2 separate regions of the Homo sapiens genome follow, and region 1 is linked to region 2. The links are chromatin loops, found by intact Hi-C in ENCODE. Cell type or tissue: HepG2. All regions are shown on one strand. Links, peaks and the distances in the headings refer to the core of each region. The heading gives the core; the rest is flanking DNA.

Evidence for each region. A loop is a pair of places that touch in the nucleus more often than their neighbours do. Peaks named below come from ENCODE experiments on the same cell type or tissue, not always from the same donor. Only the 100,000 strongest peaks of a DNase experiment are listed, where the experiment ranks them.
Region 1: a loop joins it to region 2, with 2.6 times the contacts of the local background. A loop is called at or near these places in 2 of 110 quality-filtered maps.

Annotation. Positions count from the first base shown.
Region 1 is chr10:99,925,848-99,937,309 of GRCh38, reverse strand. All of the region lies in intron 4 of DNMBP (dynamin binding protein), which reads left to right. DNMBP-AS1 (DNMBP antisense RNA 1) reads right to left here and starts at 10,105. Exons shown (of 5, transcript NR_024130.3): 1 at 10,011-10,105; 2 at 9,070-9,150. In HepG2, for the core only: no CTCF peak of the experiment used is centred there; DNase peaks (open chromatin) are centred at 6,339 and 9,439; H3K4me3 peaks cover 4,859 bases.
Region 2 is chr10:99,853,391-99,864,852 of GRCh38, reverse strand. No RefSeq gene overlaps it. Among named protein-coding and RNA genes, the nearest start is that of DNMBP-AS1, 68 kb to the left of the region's middle. In HepG2, for the core only: a CTCF peak has its summit at 5,020; a DNase peak (open chromatin) is centred at 5,022; H3K4me3 peaks cover 275 bases.

The DNA of each region.
Region 1 (11,462 bases), core at 2,230-10,229, 72 kb before region 2:
TAGCTGCCTGGGCTGTTGCTGCTGCTGCTGTTGGTTGAGGAGGTACAAGGGACCAGAACAAGTGGACATCAGAAGTTTTGACAATATAGAGGTTCGTTTGGGTCTGGTGCACCTGTAGTCCCAGCACTTTGGGAGGCCAAGGTGGGCGGATCACTTGAGGAGTGATCAGGTCAGGAGTTCAGGAGTTCAAGACCAGCCTGGCCAACATGGTGAAACCCCGTCTCTACTGAAAAATATAAAAATTAGCTGGGCGTGGTGGCGGGCACCTGTAATCTCAGCTACTTGGGAGGCTGAGGCAGGACAATCTCTTGAACCCTGGAGATGTAGAGGTTGCAGTGAGCCAAGATCATGCCACTGCACTCCAGCCTGGGTGACAGAGTAACACTCTGTCTCAAAGAATAAGAAATAAAAGAAGGTTTGACAATCTAGAGTTTCATTTTGGCTGGGCATGGTGACAAATGCCTGTAGTCCCAGCTACTAGGGAGGCTGAGGTGGGAGGCTCCCTTGAGCCCAGGAGTTCAAAGCTTCAGTGAGCTTAGATCATACCACTTCACTTCAGCCTGGGCAACAGAGCAAGACCCTAACTCCAGTAAATAAATAAAGGCTTATTCAGTAAGTCAGTAAAGAATCCAAAAGGCACGTAATAGCACATCAAGTATTTGAGGAAAGCAAAAATAAGTTGTGAGGGAAAATAGAAACATGGATTGTTTGAGCCTGCAGTGAGCTGTGATGGCACCACTGCACTCCGGCCTGGGCAACAGAGTGAGACCGTGTCTCAAAAAAAAAAAAAAAAAGAAAAAAGAAATCTTCAGTAAAGGGTTCTTTGTTGGAGATGAAGGGTATGGGCAATGAATGTTCAATCATGTTCTCCAGAGGCCTTCTTGAACTGTCCCTATCCTGAAAATATATTATAATGAGATCTTAAAAGAAGGTACCAATAATCACCACTTTTGTTTTTGAAAATAACCAATTTTCAGGTTATCCTCACAAAATGTAAGCTGAACAGTTAGCATCTGTCTTATTGTAGAAGAAGTTGAGGTAAAGAAAGGATAAGAGCACAGTATATGTTTCTGGAAAAATGAAATTAAAATTCAGTTCTATATGATTTATGATTTAATTTTGAAAAAATTACTCTAATTTTATCATCAATTGTTTTATAACAAACTCTTGATTATCTGATTATAAGCTATTCACTTGTAGATTATTTTAATCTTACAGTTAGATTAAAGTTAATCTTACCTATACTTTTATAGTTAAAATTTCCTTCTCACTCAGTACCCAAGTCAGAGGTGTTCAAGGAATGCACCTGGCCTAGGTAAAATAAGATCTGGGTAGCAAAGCACCTGGCAAAATCCTATGGGTCATTTTATAGTCAAGCACATTGGAAAACCGGGTTATCTTTTATGCTCTTGATTTTTATATGCTCTTGATTTAAAAAAAAATTAGGCCAGGTGCGGTGGCTCACGCCTGCAATCCCAGCACTTCGGGAGGCCGAGGTGCGCAGGATCACCTCAGGTCAGGAGTTCAAGACTAGCCTGGCCAACATGGTGAAACCCTGTGTCTACTAAGAATACAAAATTAGCCGGGCGGCAGGGTGTATGCCTATAACCCCAGCTACTCGAGAGGCTGAGGCAGAAAAATGGCTTGAACCTGGGAGGCAGAGGTTGCAGTGAGCTGAGGTTGCACCATTGCACTCCAGCCTGTGTGACGAGAGCAAAACTCCATCTCAACAACAACAACAACAAAAAATTTAAGTCTACTCAGGCAAGGTGGCTATTGCCTGTAGTCTCAGCTACTCGTGAGGCTGAGGTGGGAAGACTGCTTGAGCCCAACAGTTCAAGGCTACAGTGAACTATGATCGGACCACTGCACTCCAACCTGGGTGACAAAGAGAGGCCCTGTCTCTAAAAAGTAAAATAAAGTAAATAAGAAAAAAAAAACTAAGTCTGTCTTATATTCCCAAGTAGGTTACAGTTCCTTAATGGTAGGTACCACCTTCTCTTTGGTATCTCAAGAGTCTGGTATGATGCCTTTTGCATGGCAAGCACTTGATGTTCATTTGCTAATGATGATGATTCTTCAACTCCAACTCCCAAATAAATTCATTACATTCTGCTTTCCAAACTGACTTCTGCTGCTCATTTCCTTTTTTCTTCTAATTCCTTCTTTCAAAATATTTCTTCCCTTTTTCTTTTCTTTTTTTTTTTTTTTTTTTTTTTTTTGTGGAGACAGGGTCTCACCCTATCACCAAGGCTGAGTGCAGTGGTGCAATCATGGCTTACTGCAGCCTTGACCACCCGGGCTCAACTGATTGTCCCACCTCAGCCTCCTAAGTAGCTGAGACTACAGGCATGCGCCACCATACCTAATTTTTATTTTGACAGGGTCTCACTATGTTGCCCAGGCTGGTCTCGAACTCCTGGACTCAAGTGATCCACCCGCCTGAGTCTCCCACAGTGCTGGGATTTCAGGTATGAGCCACTGTGCCCGGCCTCTTCCTTCTACTAATTGCTCTATGCTACGACCCTGGTCCAATTCCCACCATCTCACCCTTTGAAATCTTGTCCCCACGCATTATTTCCTCACGTCTACCAAATGATTCCTGACAAATCAAGATTACAAATGTACCAGTTTTACCATCTCCCTCCCCGGGCCAAACTTTTACCATGAAGCACAAGGAGCCTACTGCTAATGGCTTCTTCCTCAGTAATCCTATTCTTATTACCCAAAATATATAAAAAATAAATTTGCTCTGGACACTCTCTGTAGAGGTTTACTGAGCTACCAAAAGACTTATGCTTTCACCCCAAAGCAAACTTACATTCATGATTATCCAGTCACAACTTTCCCCTTCTCCAACTATCCAATATTATCTCACCTATGATATGAGACCCTATTCCACACAAGGAGGTTTTTATTGTTATGAAGCCGCATCATTATTAACCCCAAAGCCTTACTCCAGTTACACTGTCTCTCCATCTGAAACCTAGGCTTGCTTCTCTAAAAAACCTTAGAAGCTCACATTCATCTTGGCTGTCTATAGCCTAGAAAAGAAATTATTGTCTACATCATGAATTCTGACACTGGTATTTTTATATACTATACAGCACCTAAGATTTTAGACTTAGAGAGAGGTGCCCAACATTTTCACAAATTTGATATTATTTGGTTTCAGTGTTCCCCAAAAATAGGGTCTTGGTCCTGTATTTCTGCATTCCTTTAACTTATGATTCCCTATCCCTTGGTCAGAAGTTGGGGTCCTAAAAAATCACAAGGCTGGGCGCAGTGGCTCACGCCTGTAATCCCAACACTTTGGGACGCCGAGGCAGGGGGATCATGAGGTCAGGAGATTGAGACCATCCTGGCTAACACGGTGAAACCCTGTCTCTACTAAAATTACAAAACTTTAGCCGGGCATGGTGGCGGGCGCCTGTAGTCCCAGCTGCTGCGGAGGCTGAGGCAGGAGAATGGTGTGAACCTGGGAGGCGGAGCTTGCAGTGAGCCAAGATCGCGCCACTGCACTCCAGCCTGAGTGATAGAGCGAGACTCCGTCTCAAAAAAAAACAAAAAAACAAAAACAACAACAAGTGATTTTTCCCCCTCTGGCCCTAAGGCCATCCATCGAGAACACAGAGGGAATGCACTGGTGACTGACTGCTGTTCAGACACAATGGGCCTCTTGGTGAAGGGGAAGAATAAAAGCGTGCCATAACTCCCACTCTGCTGGCTTTGAAATCAACTGGCTTTCTTAAAGCTGTAGAATTATGCTATTTTCCTTTTTTGCCAGATCCCCCTGAACCCATATAATAAAGCTTGTTTTCCTGTCTATTTTCAACAGGGTAACTGTTTTGATAAGCTTTATTACCTGATGGATTGCTATTTTATTGGTTATTTCTACACAGTAAAGGTGAATCTTCAAAAACATACACAACTTAGAACCTGGAAAGTACTTTAGAGATTATTTAGTTCAATACCCCTTTTATTTTAAAATTCATTTGATTATTATTATTTTTTGAGACAGGGTCTCAGTCTGTTACCCAGGCTGGAGGGCAGTGGCTCAATCACTGCTCATTGTAGCCTTGACCTCCCAGGCTCAAGCAATCCTCCTGCCTCAGCCTCCTGAGTAGCTGGGACTACAGGTGTGTGCCACTGTGCCCAGCTAATTTTTTTTTTGTTATTGTGGAGATGGGGTCTCATTTGTTGCCCAAGCTGGCCTCAAACTCCTGGGCTCAAGTGATCCTCCCACCTAGGCCTCCTAAACTGCTGAGATTAAAGGTGTGGGTCACCATATTCTGCCTCAATGCCCCTGTTTTATAGCCCTGTTACTGAACCGTAAGTCTCTGTTTTTCATCAGAAAGAGTCATACAAGCTATTCCCCTGGGATCCTAGGTGATTCCTTAGGAACGGATCACTTTTTCCATTAGATTGGTATCTCCAGAATAACTAGTGGTCATTCCCAGACTTCTGAAATGCCAATATGAGGAACTCCTGCACGAGCAAGACCAGATTTTGAGAACAGAAAAATAGGAAGTGTGGTGACCCTTAGGGTCAGCCTGAGCCTTTGACTCATGCACAATTAATCCCAGCCACACTGCTTGTTTCCTCTGGTTGGATTTTTTATTTGAACAGGAAATGCATTAGGAATAAAATGGTAAAAAGGAGTGCAGGTCTTCTTAGAATCGGATATGAGCAGTCTGACTGCAGTCCTGGGTTCCTCACGGACTCCTTTTGGGCTGTCTCTAAATGCCAGGGGAACTATGTGCTTTATGCAGCCTGACCACGTAGAGTATTTTATTCAGGTTTCCATACGAGCCATGTCAGAACTTCTTTCCTGAGAGCTCACATTCATGGCATCACAAATTTACAACACATGTGCTTTGACTGATGAATACCACTGGTCAATTTGTTTTTTATTGGCCTTTTGTTTGAGGGGGCAGGTGATCTAGAAACATGCTGGGGGAATCCGAGGAGTCATTGTGGCCAACTGCCTCATTTTATTGATGGGTAGATTGAGTTCCAGAGAGAATTAGTAGTTACCCAAGAGTAAACATGTAATTATTAACAAAGCATATAAGGCAGTTTTCCTCAGGGTTCTGGATATTATTTCACAAATAAGGATTAAAGTTCAAGGAATCATTCCTAGATATCTAAGAAATGACCAGACAGCTAAAAGAGTAATCTTATTAAGGCCTGTCTCTTAGCATGTGTTTCCCCTGCTCAAAAACCTCATGACTCTTTGCTTTCCATTGAATAAAATAAATGTCATTGACATCCTCTGGGGTCCACCCCAACCTATCTCTTCAGCCTCCTCTCTTATTTTCCACGTATTATATCCTTCAGATGATTCCCCATTTCTTAGTGCTCCATATGTGAAGTCTGCAGAGATCCTGCTTCTCCTAGAAGTCACTGTTCACATCCAACCGCTTCCCTGAAGCCTCCACTTGCCATGCCAGGGACTTTGCTTTGGTGCTGTTGCTGTTTGTCTTTGCTCCATAGCACTTATCACATTAGATCTTTCTTTAAGCGTGTTGCTTCTGCATTGTAAGAGGCAGGGACTAATTTGTTTGTCTTTTTCTGTTCCACAATGCCTCCTCTATGATAGGTAACCATCTAATATTTGTTGATTTAAATAGCCATTTACCTGCCTTTTTGATTTCTGGCCTCATTTTCGACTTCTTAAATATGTTGTATGAATTAACTAGAAAAGAGGTTTAAGAAATGAATGTTTTTGATGCTTCCCTGGCATGACAAGTATCTGGGAAAATGTGAAAGCATACCTAACTCCATTCTGGGAAGAATGTTTACGCTATAAAATCACCTACTCACCAGATCAAAGTAAAAGGAAGTACTTTTTCTTCCTTCAGTCGTATGACTAACTGTCTGCAGGTGGGAGCTTCAGCAGCTTGCGATTGGAGTGTACACTAACTGGTGACTTCAATTCCAGAAAAGCAAAGCAGTCAGAAGAGTCCTGACTCTAAGTTAAGGGATGAAGTCCTGAAAGGTTTCAGATGTTCAAGGATTAGAAAGGTGGACTTGGAGGATGGGGAATGGAGGTGCAGCTTGAGAAGGAAAGCACTTGTTTATACCCCTGGTGGCTTACTAAAGGATTAAAGAGGCGGGGGAGACTGATATATGACCTGACCTGGACTTCTAAAGGGGTGCTGTTTCTCTTTCACACGACTTTTCCTGCAAAACCTTTGGAGTAGCAGAATGCCTCTATCTTCAGCAAGTAAAGCAGCCAAGCCAGTTTGACCAGCTTGAGGGAAACACCAAACAAAGCTGGCAACTCCAATCACATGCATACTAGTTACTCATTATCTTCTGGCCTCTGGAGAAAGATAGAGTAGCTCGCTGATTGGATCCTGAGGTTGAAATAACTCCACATCTCACTGCGCTCCGACTAGAGCAACGAGAAGAGTGTCTGGAATGGTTGGGAGACATTTTAAGCAGGACAAATCCAGCCTTAGGCTAGACTGCACCTGTCCACAGCCCAGCCCAGGCCCATGGAAAAGAATAGTAAAACCTTTGTCTTTAAGCACATAGAATATGTGTGAAACCCAGAAGGCTAGAAAAGAAAGGGAAGTGGAGGAGAAAAGGCACTGGGACTCCAGCTGGGAGTATGAAGACTACGGGAGTGTACGGAAAAGGAACCTTACAGTGCTGGATGGACTCTACAGAGAAAATGACTTGGATCCCAGGTACTGGGCCAAGGGACAGCATCAGCCCTACAGAAAAAGGGATTGTGGATACTGGGATTTTGAACAGAGTGAACCAAGCTATATGGACTGTGGGGAAGCACATGAAAGTGGAAAGGGCTGTGTGTACCACGGAGGTCATGATGGTTATAGGAGTCCAGAAAATGTAGATTATGAGAGTCTCAGCCCTGGGACGAAGGATAATTCACCTACGAGAAGCCCAGATGTGACCTCGAAAGCTGGTGGATACGGGGAGGCAAATGGCTACTCAGACTGTAAGAATCTGAATTATAATCCTGAGGACTCTAAAAAAGCTGAACAGTTGACTGACTGTAGGGGTTTGGATGATTCTTCAGCGAATTTAGGTCAACCTCAGTTGTGGTATATAGACCATGAGAATGTTAACCATAATCTTGAGGATTGTTGGGCAACTAATTTTTATTGTAGAGAACACAGCAATTTATATCATGTTCCTGGGAGTTATCCTGATGGTCAGCCTGTGAGCTTTTCAGATTCGAATGGTGTCAATGAAGATAAGGAATTTATCAAATACCATGAAGGGGACAGGAATGTTCATCAAAATGACAACATGTATCCCAAAGCAAAGACTCATATTATGGATCAGGGTGATTTTGATACAGAAAATAAAGGCTATGATGCTTTATTTGCAAACTGTGCATATAAATCTCGTAATTCCAGAGGGACAGATTCTCTCCATCAAATGGAGAATTTGGAGTATAATGGCACTGACATACCAAGAACAAAGGCACATGGGGGCAGCAGGATCCTTCTGGATGGTCTGCAGACTCAGTGTACCAGGGGAGAACAAGGAGGACATCATTTGGGGATTCCTCAGAGCTCGTCATTAGAGAAGAACATCTGGCATTTAGAGGAAGAGAAAAAATTAAATGGCCCAGAGACTTGGAGAAGGAATAGTTGCCTCCGCCGCACAGCACCCAGCACCCTGAGGCGCTCAGAGTTCGTGCAAAACAGCAAGAAAACCCAAGGTATGAACTCAGCCAGCCTTCTTAAGATAAAGCATAAAGATAGATTTAAAGGGTAGTTATACCAGGTACTAGGAGCACTTGTGTTCTTAAGGAGCCCGGGCCCTGAACTTCTTATCAAGTGCACCTTGAGTGAGAACAACCTTAGAGATTTAATTACTTTGGAAGGCATTGTACAGAGCAAGAGTATATATACAGTGCTAAAAATATGCAACATTCGGATAGCGCTCTCATGGGAACTTTTATTTACGCTTCCTGGTTTTTTCAGATGTCTCTAATCTCAAGTATCTTTCCTTTCTTACTTTCATGTTTTTGTTCATCTTGTCGAGGCAGCAAGTTTATTATCAGGGCATCAAGCTAAAATTCATTTTCCTGGCATGTTTTTTTTTTTTTCTCTCAGTCTCTACACTTCTTTGGACATTAATGGAAAAGAAGACTTGACTTTATTTTTATTTATTTATTTTTTTGAAACAAGATCTCATTCTGTCCCCCTGGCTGGAGAACAGTGGCACGGTCATGGCTCACTGCAGCCTCAAACTCCTGGGCTCAAGAGATCCTCCCACTTTAGCCTCCTGAGTAGCTGGGACTATGGGTACATGCCACCATGCCCGGCTACTTTTTTATTTTTTTGTAGGGGCAGGGTTTCACCATGTTGCCCAGGCTGATCTTGAACTCCTGGGCTTGAGCGAACCACCCACCTCTGCTTCCCAAAGTACTGGGATTACAAGTGTAAGCCACCATTGCCAGGCCTTCATTTTAATTTTTTTTTTTTACCGCTCCTTTCAGAGCAGGGCTACCCCATAGGCAGTGTGCCCAGAGTAGCCCTGATTTGTTTTATAGATTGTTCACTCCTTGACATTCAGGAATCTTAAGTGAATGATGAGTACTGACACTCTTGTGGATTCCAGAAGATTATTTCTAGCTTTCAAATCACTTCATCTCACTGAGCCTTAACTACGTTGTCTGTGAAATGAGAATATTAGGAGTCTTTTATCATGTAGAGGTTCTTTCTTTCTTGCCATTATATCTTTTCTTCAGTTCTCATAAGTGAGCTTTATTTCTACTGTGTTATTTTTATAATTACTGAACTCTCTGTTAAACCTTTCGTGTGTGTGTATGCTGTATGTTGTCTTCATGCCAAACGGCCTTTCTGGTTCTGGCCAATTTTGGGGTCCAGGCTGTGACCAGAGGATAAAGGTTAGTCAGAGAATGTGAATGATCTGAAAAATCCATCTCATGCCCTCCCCTTAAGTAGAAAGTTTCTCGTCTAGGTCTCCTTCAGAATGGGCTGGCTGGTTAGATTTGTACTAGGGGCCACCACAGACTGAAAAGATAAGCCTGCTATGGTCCTGGGATGGCCGGTGGTTTACCTGGTGGTCTTCCAACATGGGCTTGACTTAACTTGAATTTCTGGGGCACCATTTTGGACCTAACAGGCTCTTAACCTGCACCTATAAAGACAAAAATGAAACCAAACCCAGCTTTAGTTGGGAGGCTGAGGTTTTTAGCAGCTAGTCATTTTTTCCTAGGTGCATTTTCTCTCTGAAATGATAGGGACTGGATAACTTCTAAATTCCTTCCAGCTAAAAAAGAAAAAAGTCTGATTCTGTGATTCTTTATATTGGTTTTTGTATTGTTCCTCTTCCCTTCCCCCCGCATCTGTTCCTTTGGTGAACTTTGTTTCCTATGTTTAGTTCCTTATTGTATTAAGCCTCCCAACTGTAATCAAAGTGTGTTTATTCTGTTTGACTTAACAGGAGTGAAACCCTTCTCTCTGCAGTGTTGTAATGTGCCCTCTGATCTCCCTGAAACCAGCTCGGTTCCACCCAATATCATTTCCATTTCTACAACTCTCTTTATCTTTGAGGACTTAACTTTTGAAAGTATATTCATATTTAGTTCACCCCTTTTTGTACCCCTAATATCCTTCTTGACCTATAACAAATTCTGTCTTTACTAGAAATCTTTCAGCATTCTAACGTTCTTTGTTAGCTCTCTCACGCCATTGCCCTTCCTGAATATTACAAGGGAACACTGTGTAATTACACAAAGGAACAAGCATCAGAGTTGGTCTGCCCTGAGTTCAAATCTCAGCTCCACCATTTACTAAATGGCCTTAACTTGACAAAAATTACTTAACCTCTTGGAGCTTCGGATTCTCAATTTGTAAAGTGAAGATAATACCTCTCTCATAATGAGATAGAAAAATAAAACAGTCACATATCCGGAACATAGTAGGTGCTCATAAATGGCCATTTCTTTGTGTTTTATCTGCCCACCTCCCTTCCCCTTTATAAGTTGCGCCACCCACCTGTCACTCCATGGTTTCGTCTCTGAGTTCCAGATTGATAGTCCCTGCTCCCTGTTGGACATCTACCCTAGACCGTAAACACTTCAAGTTTGATTGTCTAAGTGGAATGTCCTGTCCCTTCCTCTTCTCCCGTCTTCCCCTTGCCACCCCTCCTCCATCTGAGACAGAGCTCTGTTCAGTGGCTGCTCTCCAGCCTCTCCCCCAGGCAGGAAGCCAAGTTTTCCCCCAGGCTTTCCTTTCTCACCGGCCTGATCAGTCATTCTCCTGAGGCCTCCATCTGAGGTTTTTTTAGGGCAGGTCTGTTAGGGGTTTGCTCTTAGTCCTAGGGTGTGGACCTCTAGTTCTGAGAGGTGGGCCTTATTCCTAAGGTGTGGCCCTTCGGAGGTTTCAACAGAAAACTGGAAGTGTTTATTGAACCTCCTAACTTGGAGGGACTCAAATTTCAAACTGTGTCTTCCCAGAGCCAGACAGTTGGTGAAGATCTATCTGCTGGGCTCTTCTGGCCTCCAGCTTTCCACGGGGTTCCTTGGAGTCTCATCACCTGCATGCACAGTTGAAGGATTGAGAGGCATTTCTGCACAGATTTTGGGGCTCTCCTCTCTGTGGCTTACTGTTTTCCAGGATTTCCCCCTTAATAGCTAATGTCTTCAGAGCCCCCAGACTGGAACCTTTGGCTGCTCAGCCCAGTAAGATTGCCCCATGTGGGCTTTCTTCTTTTGCTTTATTTCCCGGCGTCCTAAAAGACTAGGGAGTGCCCTGAGGGGAGGACTGGAGACAGGTGCATCTTACCTAGTTTGCTTCCCTTGTTTTGAGTCATATCCCCTCCAAATTCTGCCTGCTTTTGATTGCTTTTCAGTGCCTGCATATAGTTATTTTTTAAAATATCTGTCAGAAGGCTGAGGTGGGAGGATCACTTGAGCCTGGCAGGTCGAGGCTATAGTGAGCTATGATGATGCCACTATACTGCAGCCTGGGTGACAGAGTGAGACCACATCTCTAGAAAAATAAAAGTAAATAAAAGTTAAAAAAATAAATCTTGTAAAGTGTTTTTGGTAGTTATAAGTAGGGAGATTAGTACAATGTGAGCTACTCTACCATTACTAGACCAAGTGTGGGCACTAGGGTTTTGCACTTGCTAATAACATACATGGTTATGATGAGAAGGGGACCTGGTGTTTCAAATTCCACGTTACCTGTTTTGCATGTAAATAATATTAGGATATCTAAATGAAGAGCTCTTACAGAGAAAACTATGAAACTAGAGAGGGCTCTAAACAAAACTAGAGAGGGCTAAAGGTTCAGGGTTGGAAGGCTACAAAATAGGAGCCTCTTATGTTATTACTGGAAGGAAGCTTATATAGCCACAATCCCATGTTTTTGTAAATAATGGGTAGCCACTCATGACTGGGTCTTGAAGTCTGTTTGGGGGTTGCAATCAGCAGTTCTGAAAAA
Region 2 (11,462 bases), core at 1,593-9,592:
GCCTGTAATCCCAGCTACTCAGGAGGCTGAGGCAGGAGAATTGCTTGAACCTGGGAGCCAGAGGCTGCAGTGAGCTGAGATCATGCCATTGCACTCCAGCCTGGGCAACAAGAGCAAAACTCCATCTCAAAATAAAATAAATAGATGATGCTGGGAAAACTGGCTAGCCATATGCAGAAAACAGAAACTGGACCCCTTCCTTACACCTTATACAAAAATTAACTCAAGATGGATTAAAGACTTAAATGTAAAACCCAAAACCACAAAAACCCTAGAAGAAAACCTAGGCAATACCATTCAGAACATAGGCATGGGCAAAGACTTCATGACTAAAACACCAAAAGCAATGGCAACAAAAGACAAAATAGACAAATGGAATCCAATTAAATGAAAGAGCTCCTGCACAGCAAAAGAAATCATCATCAGAGTTAACAGGTAACCTACAGAATAGGAGAAAATTTTTGCAATCTATCCATCTGACAAAAGTCTAATATCCAGAATCTACAAGGAACTTCAACAAATTTACAAGAAAAAAAAAAACCCCGTAAAAAGGTAGGCGAAGGATATGAACAGACACTTCTCAAAAGATGACATTTATGCGTCCAACAAACATGAAAAAAAGATCACCACTGGTCATTAGAGAAATGAAAATCAAAACCACAATGAAATACCATCTCATGCCAGTTAGAATGGCCATTATTTAAAAAGTCAGGAAACAGATGCTGGCGAGGCTGTGGCGAAAAAGGAACGCTTTTACACTGTTGGTGGGAGTGTAAATTAGTTCAACCACCGTGGAAGACAACATGGCAAATTCCTCAAGGATCTAGAGCCGGAAATACCATTTGACTCACCAATCCCATTACTGGGTATATACGCAAAGGATTATAAATCATTCTACTATAAAAACACATGCACACGTATGTTTATTGCAGCACTATTTACAATAGCAAAGACTTGGAACCAACTCAAATGCCCATCAATGATAGACTGGATAAAGAAAATGTGGCACATATATACCACGGAATGCTATGTAGCCACAAAAAAGTATGAGTTCATGTCCTTTGCAGGGACATGGATGAAGCTGGAAACCATCATTCTCAGCAAACTAACACAGGAACAGAAAACCAAATACCACATGTTCTCACTTAGAAGTGGGAGTTGAACAATGAGAACACATAGGCACAGGGAGAGGAACACCACACACTGGGGCCTGTTGGGGGGTGAGGGACAAAGGGAGGGAGAGCATTAGGACAAATACCTAATGCATGCGGGGCTTAAAACCTAGATAATGAGTTGATAGGTGCAGCAAACCACCATGGCAAATGTATACCTGTGTAACAAACCTGCATGTTCTACGCATGTATCCCAGAATTTAAAGTAAAATTTAAAAAAAGGACACACACACACACACACACACACACACACACACACACACACACACACAAAGACAAGAAGTAACAGATGCTGGCAAGATTGTGGAGAAAGGGAATTCCTTGTACACAGTTGATGAGACATAAATTAGTACAGCCAATATAGAAAACTATATGGAAATTCCTCAAAAAATAGAACTACCATATATCTAGCAATTCCACTACTGGGTATATATCCAATAGAAAGGAAATCAATATATCAAAGAGATACCTGCACTCCCATGTTTATTGCAGCACTATTCACAACAGCTGAAATATGGAATAAACCTAAGTGCCCATCAGTGGATGAATGGATACAAAAAAATGTGGTACAGGCTGGGCGTGGTGGCTCACGCCTGTAATCCCAGCACTCTGGGAAGCTGAGGCAGGTGGATCACCTGAGATCAGGAGCTCGAGACCAGCCTGGGCAATATAGTGAAAACCCATCTCTACTAAAAATAAAAAATTAGCCAGCCATGGTGGTGCACACTTGTAGTCCCAGCTCCCTGGGAGGGTGAGGCAGGAGAATTGCTTGAAACTGGGAGGCAGAGGCTGCAGTGAGCCATGATAGCACCACTGTACTGCAGCCTGGGCAACAGAGCAAGATTGTCTCAAAAAAAAAAAAAAAAAATTGGGGAGATATATACACAACAGAATATTCAGCCATAAAAATTATGGCACTCATTTGCAGCAACATGATGGCACTAGAATCGTTAAGTGAAACGAGGCAAGTACAGGAAGACAAATATTGCATGTTCTCACTCATATGTAGGAGCCGAGACAGCAGATCTCATGAAGATAGAGAATAGATTAATGGTTACCAGAGGCTGGGAGGGGTAGGGGAAAGGGAGGTGAGAGCTTGATTCATGGGTACGAATATACAGTTTGATAGAAGAAATAAGCTCTAGGGTTTGATAGACTGGGAGGGTGACTATAATTTACAAAAGTCTATTCTATATTTCAAAATAGCTCAAAGAATGTGGAGAAAAGGGAACCCTTGTACACTCTGTCGGTGAGAATGTAAATGAGTGCAGCCACTATAGAAAACAATATGTAGATTCCTCAAAAAATTAAAAATAAGACTACCACATGATCCAGCAATCCCACTACTGGGATTCCAGAGGAAATGAGCTCTGTGTTGAGGTATCTGCGCTCCTATGTTTATAGCAACATTATTCGCAAGAGCCAAGATACAGAATCAACCTATGTCCTTCAACAGATGAATGGACAAAGACATTGTGGTTCATATACACAATGGGATACTATTCAGACTTAAAAAGGAAGAAGTCTTATCATTTGCAACAACTTAGATGAACCTGGAGGACATTTGTTAATTAAAATAAGCCAGGCAGGGCTGGGCAGGGGGGCTTATGTCTATAATCCTAGCGCTTTGGGATGGCTTGAGCCTAGGAGTTTGACCAGCCTAGGCAATATGGTAAAACCCCATCTCTACAAACAAATACCACCAACAACAACAAAAAACCCCACAAAAATTAGCTGGGCATACTGGTGTTTGCCTATAGTCTCAGCTGCTTGGGAAGCTGAGGTGGGAGGATCACCTAAGCCCCAGGGGCCGAGGCTGCAGGGAGCCGTGATTGTGCCACTGCACTCTAGTCTTGGGTGATGGAGTGAGACCCTATCTCAAGAAAAAAAAAAAAAAAAGCGACGCACAGAGAGACAAACATGTGATGTCATATATATGCAGAATCTAAAAATGAATTCACAGAAGCAGAGAATAGAATGGTGGTTACGATGCACTGGGGGAGTGAGGTAGGGGTTGGTAGATGCTGGTCAAAGAATTTAAAATTCCAGTTAGACAGGAGTAAGTTCAAGACACTTATCAAACAATATGGCAACTATACCTAATGTATTATATTGAATAATCACTGTTATTTTTTATTTTTTTAAAAAGACGTAGGTTCGCTCTGTGGCCCAGGCTGGAGTGCAATGGTGCAATCTTGGCTCACTGCAACCTCTGCCCTCAGGGTTCAAGCCATTCTCCTGCCTCAGCATCCCGAATAGCTGGGACTACAGGCATGTGCCACCATGCCTGGCTAATTTTTTTGTATTTTTAGTAGAGACAGGGTTTCACCACATTGACCAGGCTGGTCTCGAACTCCTGACTTCAAGCGATCCATCCACCTCGGCCTCCCAAAGTGCTGGGATTACAGGTGTCAGCCACCGTGCCTGGCCTAAAAATCGTTGAGATTTTTAAGTGTTCTCACTACAAAAAAAACGAAAAGCATATGGGGTGTGCCTATGTTGATTAGCTCAATTTAGCCATTTTACAGCATACGTATTTTAAAACATGTACACAAATATGTACATTTTTTGGGTCCATTAAAAAAAGAATGCTACAACATTGTCTGACACAAACAATACATTGGAGAGGTTTGAGGTCCAAATCAAGGAATTTCAATTTGAGGAGTGAGGTAATCAACTCCCATAAGTTTTTAAGGGGATGACCTGTTTTAAGAAAGCTAAATAGCAGCCAGGCATGGTGGCTCATGCCTGTAATCCCAGCACTTTGGGAGGCCGAGGTGGGAGGGTCATGGGGTCAGGAGATCGAGACCAGCCTGGCTAACATGGTGAAACGCCGTCTCTACTAAAAATACAAAAAATTATTTGGGCGTAGTGGTGGCGGAGCTTGCAGTGAGCCGAGATCACGCCATTGCACTCCAGCCTGGGCAACAGAGTAAGACTCCATCTCAAAAAAAAAAAAAAAAAAAAGTGCTAAATAGCAACAGGCTGCTGTGGAGGGAGAACAGACCAAAGGCAGGAAAAGCCAATGAATGGGGAAAAGAAATCAACTGATTCGGGCATAAGATTGAGAATGGAAAAAAATCAGCATCTATCAAAAATATGAAACTGAATAATGGAATCACAGGCACAAGGGAGATAACTGGGACGGGAGCAAGTTTACAAGATGAGTCTTTGTGTTTGCAACTTTAAATGTAAGTATTCCATAGTACTGCAAAATCTATGTAGTTACTTCATCTCAAAGAAATCATTTTTGATAATTAAAAAAAAAAAGATGAGTTTTGTTTTAAATACCAGATGTCTTCTAGGCTCTTCCTCCTTAAAATGTGACCTGCAGATCCAGGCACCGTGGCTCAAGCCCTTAATCCCACCTGCTTGGGAGGCTGAGGCAGGAGTATCCCCTTCAGCCCAGGAGTTCGAGGCTGCAGTGAGCTATGATGGCACTACTGCATCCCAGCCTGGGCAACAGCAAGAACCCACTTTTTTTTTTTTTTTTTTTGAGACAGAGTTTGGCTCTTGGTGCTCAGACTGAAGTGCAACGGTGTGATCTCAGCTCACTGCAACCTCCGCCTCTCGGATTCAAGCAATTCTCCTGTCTCAGCCTCCCGAGTAGCTGGGATTACAGGCATGTGCCACCACGCCTGGCTAATTTTGTATTTTCAGTAGAGACAGGGTTTCCCCATGATGGTTAGGCTGGTCTCTAACTCCTGACCTCAGGTGATCTGCCTGCCTTGGCCTCCCAAAGTGCTGGGATTATAGGTGTGAGCCACCGTGCCCAGCCCTACCCGAACCCACCTCTTAAAAAAAAAAAAAAGTGGTCTCTAGGCCGGCAGCATTGCCATCGCCACCACCTGTGAGCTCGCTGGAACTGCAAGGGGCCCACCTCCACAGCATTACTGAATCAAAGTCTATTTTAACAAGATCCTCAGGTGACTTGTGTGCACATTAAAGTTTGAGAAGCACCTGTTTAGACAACTTTTTAAAGTAGGACTTTTTGCTGTCAGAAAAGCAGAATTTACAAAAACCAAGGAAGGAGAGGGTGTCAGATGTTTCAGACACTCTAGAAGGAAATGTCAAAGAAAATTCTTAAATCCAGCTTGCTGGCTTACCTCCTGATTTTTCTCCCCTTCTGTCTGGAAATAGCTCTTCAGTTGTGCTTTCATCCACGAGTCCCACGACAGGGACTGATGGTGGGAACCTATCGTGTAAACATAGATATGGGGCCTCCCCTCTGATTATTGTGTATAGATATCTCTTCCTCTCAGGAACAGATCCAATGAGATGTGAGAATCCAGTGAGATGATGTCCACAAACTTTCATGAAATGTGAGCTCCAGAGGAGCTCAGTTTCAATAAGGATTGAATTTTGTGTCACCCCATTTTAGTTAATTGTGAAGCTTGGATTCTGTTGATGAGGGTGTTAGTTCAGGGTCAGGAGTACAAACGGGCCTTAACAGTTGTGCTCTGAACTGTGTTTCATTTGCAGAACCTTATGCTTGAGGACCGAGAAACCTCCAGCTTTAAATACTTCATGCTAAATCCCCTCTCTGGTCGCCACATAACTCACGGGGCATTAAACTCTCCCGCCTGGTGGTACATGATACTGCTGAAGTCTTCACGGTTTTACCTTTGCCATGTGTAGCAGATCACCCAGTGCTTCAGAGCAGGGGCAGTGGACTCCGATCTGTCTGAGCCCCTGGCTTATGTCCCACAGCCTCTGCTAGAACTTTGCTGCAATTGTTGGTGCAGGTCAGCATTAGTATTTTACATATGTCAAGAAAGGAGTTTTCCACAAGTTGCAGATTTTGCAAGCTACATAGGGATACCTACGCCTTAACACTCAAGAGATGACCCTCAAGCAGAGAGGGGCAGAATTAGTGCCTTCCCAGCGATAGGCTGTGGGGTGGTGGTGGAAGGGAGCAAGCCTCTGGTTAGAGTCTCGGCAATGTATTCATTCTGGAAACATTTCTGGGGAGCAGTCAGGTGGGTGAGACCCTGCAGCCACCCTGACAGGTCCTTAGACGGAGCAGGACCACGGCACACAGCAATGCCTGTGAACCACCACACCTCGGCATCTCACCAAGCATTTCTCACAGCAACCACCCCAGAGGTCCAGAATTAGGAAAGCTGAGGGTGAGAAATTCTCAATCTGCTGTCGTCAAAAACAGGACTCACTTTGACAAGAGCCCTCACTACAGCCTTCAGTTGAGACCAAGAAAATACCCGCAACTCTGTTCAAACTGAATAAGATTTTTGCAATTTGATAGAAGGGATGCCAGGCACGAGTATTGCAACCAACTTTTAGCTGGGCTTAAAAGGCAGCATGACCCTCTACATACTCAAACTACAGTGGGATTTAATGAAGAAGATCCATGAATTGTCATTAAACTGACTTTAGCTGAAGAACTGTGGCAGTTTTATCACAGCTACCTGGGCTTACTTTTATTAGTTTCCTATTGCTGGAACAAGTTACCACAAATTTAGTGGCTGAAAACAAATTTATCTCAGCATTCTGGAGGTCAGAATTCAAAATTAGTCTCACCGGGCTAAAGTCAAGGTGTTGGCAGGGCTGGTTCCTCATGGATGCTCCAGGGGAGAATTCATTTCCTTACCTTTTCCGATTCCTAAGGTCTGCATATCCTGGCTTGCGGCCACTCCCTCCATCTTCAAAGCCAGCAGCGTGGCACCTTCAACTGTCTCACTCCGTCCGTCATCGCAGCACGCTCTCACTCCGACTGTCCTGCCTCTTTTATAAGAACGCTGTGTTTACATTGAGCCCACCTGGCCAATCCACGGTGCTCTCCCCATCTGAAGACCCTTAACTTAATCACATCAGTGAAAGTCCTTTTTTCCAGGGAAGGTGGCATATTCACAGGCTTTGAGGATTAGGATGTGGACATTTTTGAGGACCATTATTCTATCACAGGTGTGAAGCCACATGACATTTTAAAGGCAAATAGTTTTGTTTTGTTTTTTTTTTGAGACAGATTTTGCTCTTGTTGCCCAGGCTGGAGCGCAATGGCACAATCTCAGCTCACGGCAACCTCCGCCTCCCGGGTTCAAGTGATTCTCCTGCCTCAGCCTCCCGAGTAGCTGGAGTTACAGGCATGCACCACCATGCCCGACTAATTTTTTGTATTTTTAGTAGAGGCGGGGTTTCTCCATGTTGGTCAGGCTGATCTTGAACTCCTGACCTCAGGTGATCCGCCCACCTCAGCCTCCCAAAGTGCTGGGATTACAGGCGTCAGCCACCGCGCCCGGCCAGCAAATAGTCTTTTTGAGCATGGAATCGTGACCCAGTCCAGGCTACATTGGTGGCTCTAGAGCAGTGGTCAGCAAACCTGTTCTTAAAGGGCCAGATAGTAAATATTTTAGGCTTTGTGGGCCAATTCCTCAACTCTGTATTGTAACATGAAAGCAGGCACAGATGGCAAAGAAACAAAGGAGCATGGATGTGTTCCAGTAAAACTTTATGTGCAAAAACAGGTAGCAGGGCAAATTTGGCCCTAGAGCCATACCCCTACTCTAGGTCCAACTAAAATAAAAGAATTCTGTTCAACCATTAACATTGGAGTCAAGTTTGCAGAGAAATTAGACTGTTGGATTAAGGACAATGAAAAGCTGGCCAAAGAGTAATTGGTTTACAGATTGGACCTAATAATTGTGTCAACCAGGCAAATATTTATTATACCAGAAGCTACCTTTATATTACCAGAATGCAAACCCTGACAAACCAGACCACAGGTGTCCGCAGATGAGCACTAAAAAAGAAGCAGCCAGGCAAAGCTATTGTTTAGCACCAGGTATCAAGAGCAATACCTGTGACCAGAGCTAATAGTACAACCAGTGCTATCCACAATCTTCTGACAACCAAGTTGTTTCCCAGAGAAGAACGAGTGTCTATAGCAAGCTTGTCCAGCCCATGGCCTGTGGGCCGCATGTGGCCCATGGCTTTCAATGTGGCCCACCACAAATTTGTAAACTTTCTTAAAACATAATCAGATTTTTTTTGCGATTTTTTTTTTTTTAGCTTATCAGCTATCATTAGTGTTAGTGTATTTTATATGTGGCCCAAGACAATTCTTCTTCCAGTGTGGCCCAGGGAGGCCAAAAGATTGGACAACCCTGGTCTCCAGGCTTGAGCAGCAAGTAATTGTCCCAAAGATGGCTGCCAAGGAACAGGGCAGATGGATCCGAAATCCGTGATAGTGTTTGTCAGGCATAATCGCCAGATGGAAATCAAGTGAGAATCAAGAGGATTAATCAAGAGATTACCAATATGGTGACCAAGGCCTTGATTGTTAGAATTGAAGAAGGAGCTCTATTGTAGTTCATTTTCAAAATTCAGTAAGAACCAAACTAGCCTAGTTTTTCTTCTCTTCCTGAAACTCTATTTTTATGTTCATTTACCTTAAAGAAACACTGCCATACATATATTCCCAGTCTGGTCTTGAACTCCTGAGCTCAAATGATCCTCCTGCCTAGCCTCCCAAAGTGTTGGGATTACAGGTGTGAGCCACTGCACCTGGCCATTTTCTCCTTTTTTCTACTTTTTCCATAAATAGTTGCTTTTTATATTGTAACAGTTAAATTCTACAGCATAACTAACTACTTGCATATGAAATTAAAAGGAGGGCTATGACAATGGAGTGCTTTTTACAGCCAATTGTTTTATGCATTTTTACAATCTTTTACTTATGATGTTTTCTTTTTTTTTTTTTTGGAGACAGAGTCCCACTCTGTCACCCAGGCTGGAATGGAGTGGTGTGATCTCAGCTCACTGCAACCTCGACTTCCTGGGCTCAAGCGATCCTTCCACTTCAGCCTCCTGAGTAGCTGGGACTACAGGCATGCACTACTACACCTGGCTAACTTTCTGTATTTTTTTTTATTTATTTATAGAAACGGGGTCTTACTTTGTTGCTCAGGCTGGTCTCGAACTCCTGCGCTCAAGCATTCCGGCCTGCCTAGGCCTCCCAAAGTGCTGGGATTGCAGGTGTGAGTCACTGTGCCTGGCCTACTTATGGTATTTTCGAACAATATGAAACCTTTCAAAAAACCAGTCTAGTGTCTAGTCCATGTGGAAGACCAAACTCAGAGTAGAATATAGTCTTTGCTAACTAAATCTAAGTTGCAGGAGCTTAGAGATTTAAATACCAATGTTTGTACAATATTGTTTGCTAATTCTAAAATAAATTCATGATCGGTATGCATTTGTGGTTAAATGTATTCTCATTCTATTATATAAACAGGACAAATTTATTCTGAGGATGTTTCCAAAAGTGCTTATGCAAAATTATTCTGCCAGAAATGTAGGCCTGATGGTTTATTCTTATAGGTTTATTCTTTATATTTTTATAGACTTATTCTTCCTGTTTGTGCCAATGTATCAATGTAAAATTAGTTTGTTTTCTTTCAGTCTGTTTATTGCTTCTGAAAAAGGGGACGCTGCTCAGCTGGTGTTGGTTTTGGGCCTGACGACACTTTCTGTGAATGTTGAAAAACTGCAAACTAAAATCAATGTGGCTACTTGTGAGAACTGCTGCTGCAGAGAAACTGTTAGAGTGATGCTAATAGCAACAGAGCCAACGAGAAGGAGCACGTTTTCTTCCTCATCCAGGCTGCGTCCAGTGTCCCTCCAGCACCTCCTATTGTCAGAACTTAATAGGAATAGTTGGCAAAGCAGAAATGAGACTTATAAGTCCCAGCATCACAGAGCAAAATCTAAAAGGGTAGGTTTGAAACTGAGAGATAGTAGCCTAACGATGGGCATAGGCACCTTTACTTCTGAACACTATGATTCCATGCACCCAGAAGAATTGGGAAGGGCACAGAAAGTGCCCAAAAGATCAGTGAAAAACAGTGAAGATATGGTGGAATTTGGGAATGTATAGGTTTTAGGTAGTTATCTAAAATTGTCCCTGAAATCGGTAAGTGAAATAAAGCTTGTGAAAGGGTTATTAATTAGGCCACAATGGAAAGTAATCTTTATTTAGTTTATATTAGGTAGCTTTTGTTTTTGTTTTTTTTTTTTGAGATGGAGTCTTGCTCTGTTGCTCAGGCTGGAGTGCAATGGCGTGATCCCGGCTCACTACAACCTCCGCCTCCCGGGTTCAAGTGATTTTCCTGCCTCAGCCTCCAGAGTAGCTGTGATTACAGGCATGTGCCACCATGCTTGGCTAATTTTTGTATTTTTAGTAGAGACGGGGTTTCATCATGTTGGCCAGGCTGGTCTCGAACTCCTGACCTCAGGTGATCCACCCACCTCAGCCTCCCAAAGTGCTGGGATTACAGGTGTGAGCCACAGCACCCGCCCTAGATAGCTTTTAAAAAATTTTTGGCACAGTGTCAGACATTTACTGGAAGCTAAATAAATAAGTGATGGCTGATAATCTTCAAAGTTCTCTGGTGATAACTATATCGACATCAGCCTGGACCATTTTGTTTGAGAAACAAATTGAGAAAATATCAGGCTTCTCCTTTAGTTTCACTTTTACTGTTGGTGCTTTACCTAGCTTGCATTTCTCTGGCTTCTGCAGTCAGCGTAAATAGTTCCTTTGTTTTCCAAAGTTCCTCCTGCCCCTCTAAATGCTCTATATCTAAAAACTCATTTAAGAAGCAAGTTGGAAAGTACGCGTGTATGGAATGTGCTTTCAAAATAAACACTAAAAAATAAATAAATAAATTTTAAAAACACCACTAAAAAAAAGGAAAAAGCAGTTTTTTGAAATTCTAATGATTAGAAAGAATAGATGGTAAAAACAGTAGTTAGCTACCTAGCAGTGAAATAGTTGAGAAAAAGAGATAAGGGAAGTGATGATGATGATGATGATGCTGATGATGATGACGATGATATTGGATTAAAAGAGCAATACAGACTGGAACAATCAGGAAAAAAGAACAAGGATCAATAGCAGAAATAAAGGACATGACTTAGCTCTTATAGAGCTTTACAGGTATTGTATTGTATTAATCTTAAAATGCTAATTTTTTTCCACAAATAGGATGCATTTTACCAACAATGCATACCAAAGTTTAATTGGCAGTATCCTTTCTTCGTGGTATAGAAAATAACAGGTATTTTACAGTTGATGGCATCTTAGATTAATATACACTAATCTGCAATTTACAGGAGCTACATTTCATGTACATAAGCAGGTATAGATCTGAAAAGCTAGCTGTAAAAAATAGCCAATGATTATAGAATATTCACAATGTACTAGATCTGGTTTGCAGAATTAAGGAGGGGATTCTCCATGAATAGCGCCCCCCCAGCCAACACTTCAATATCTAT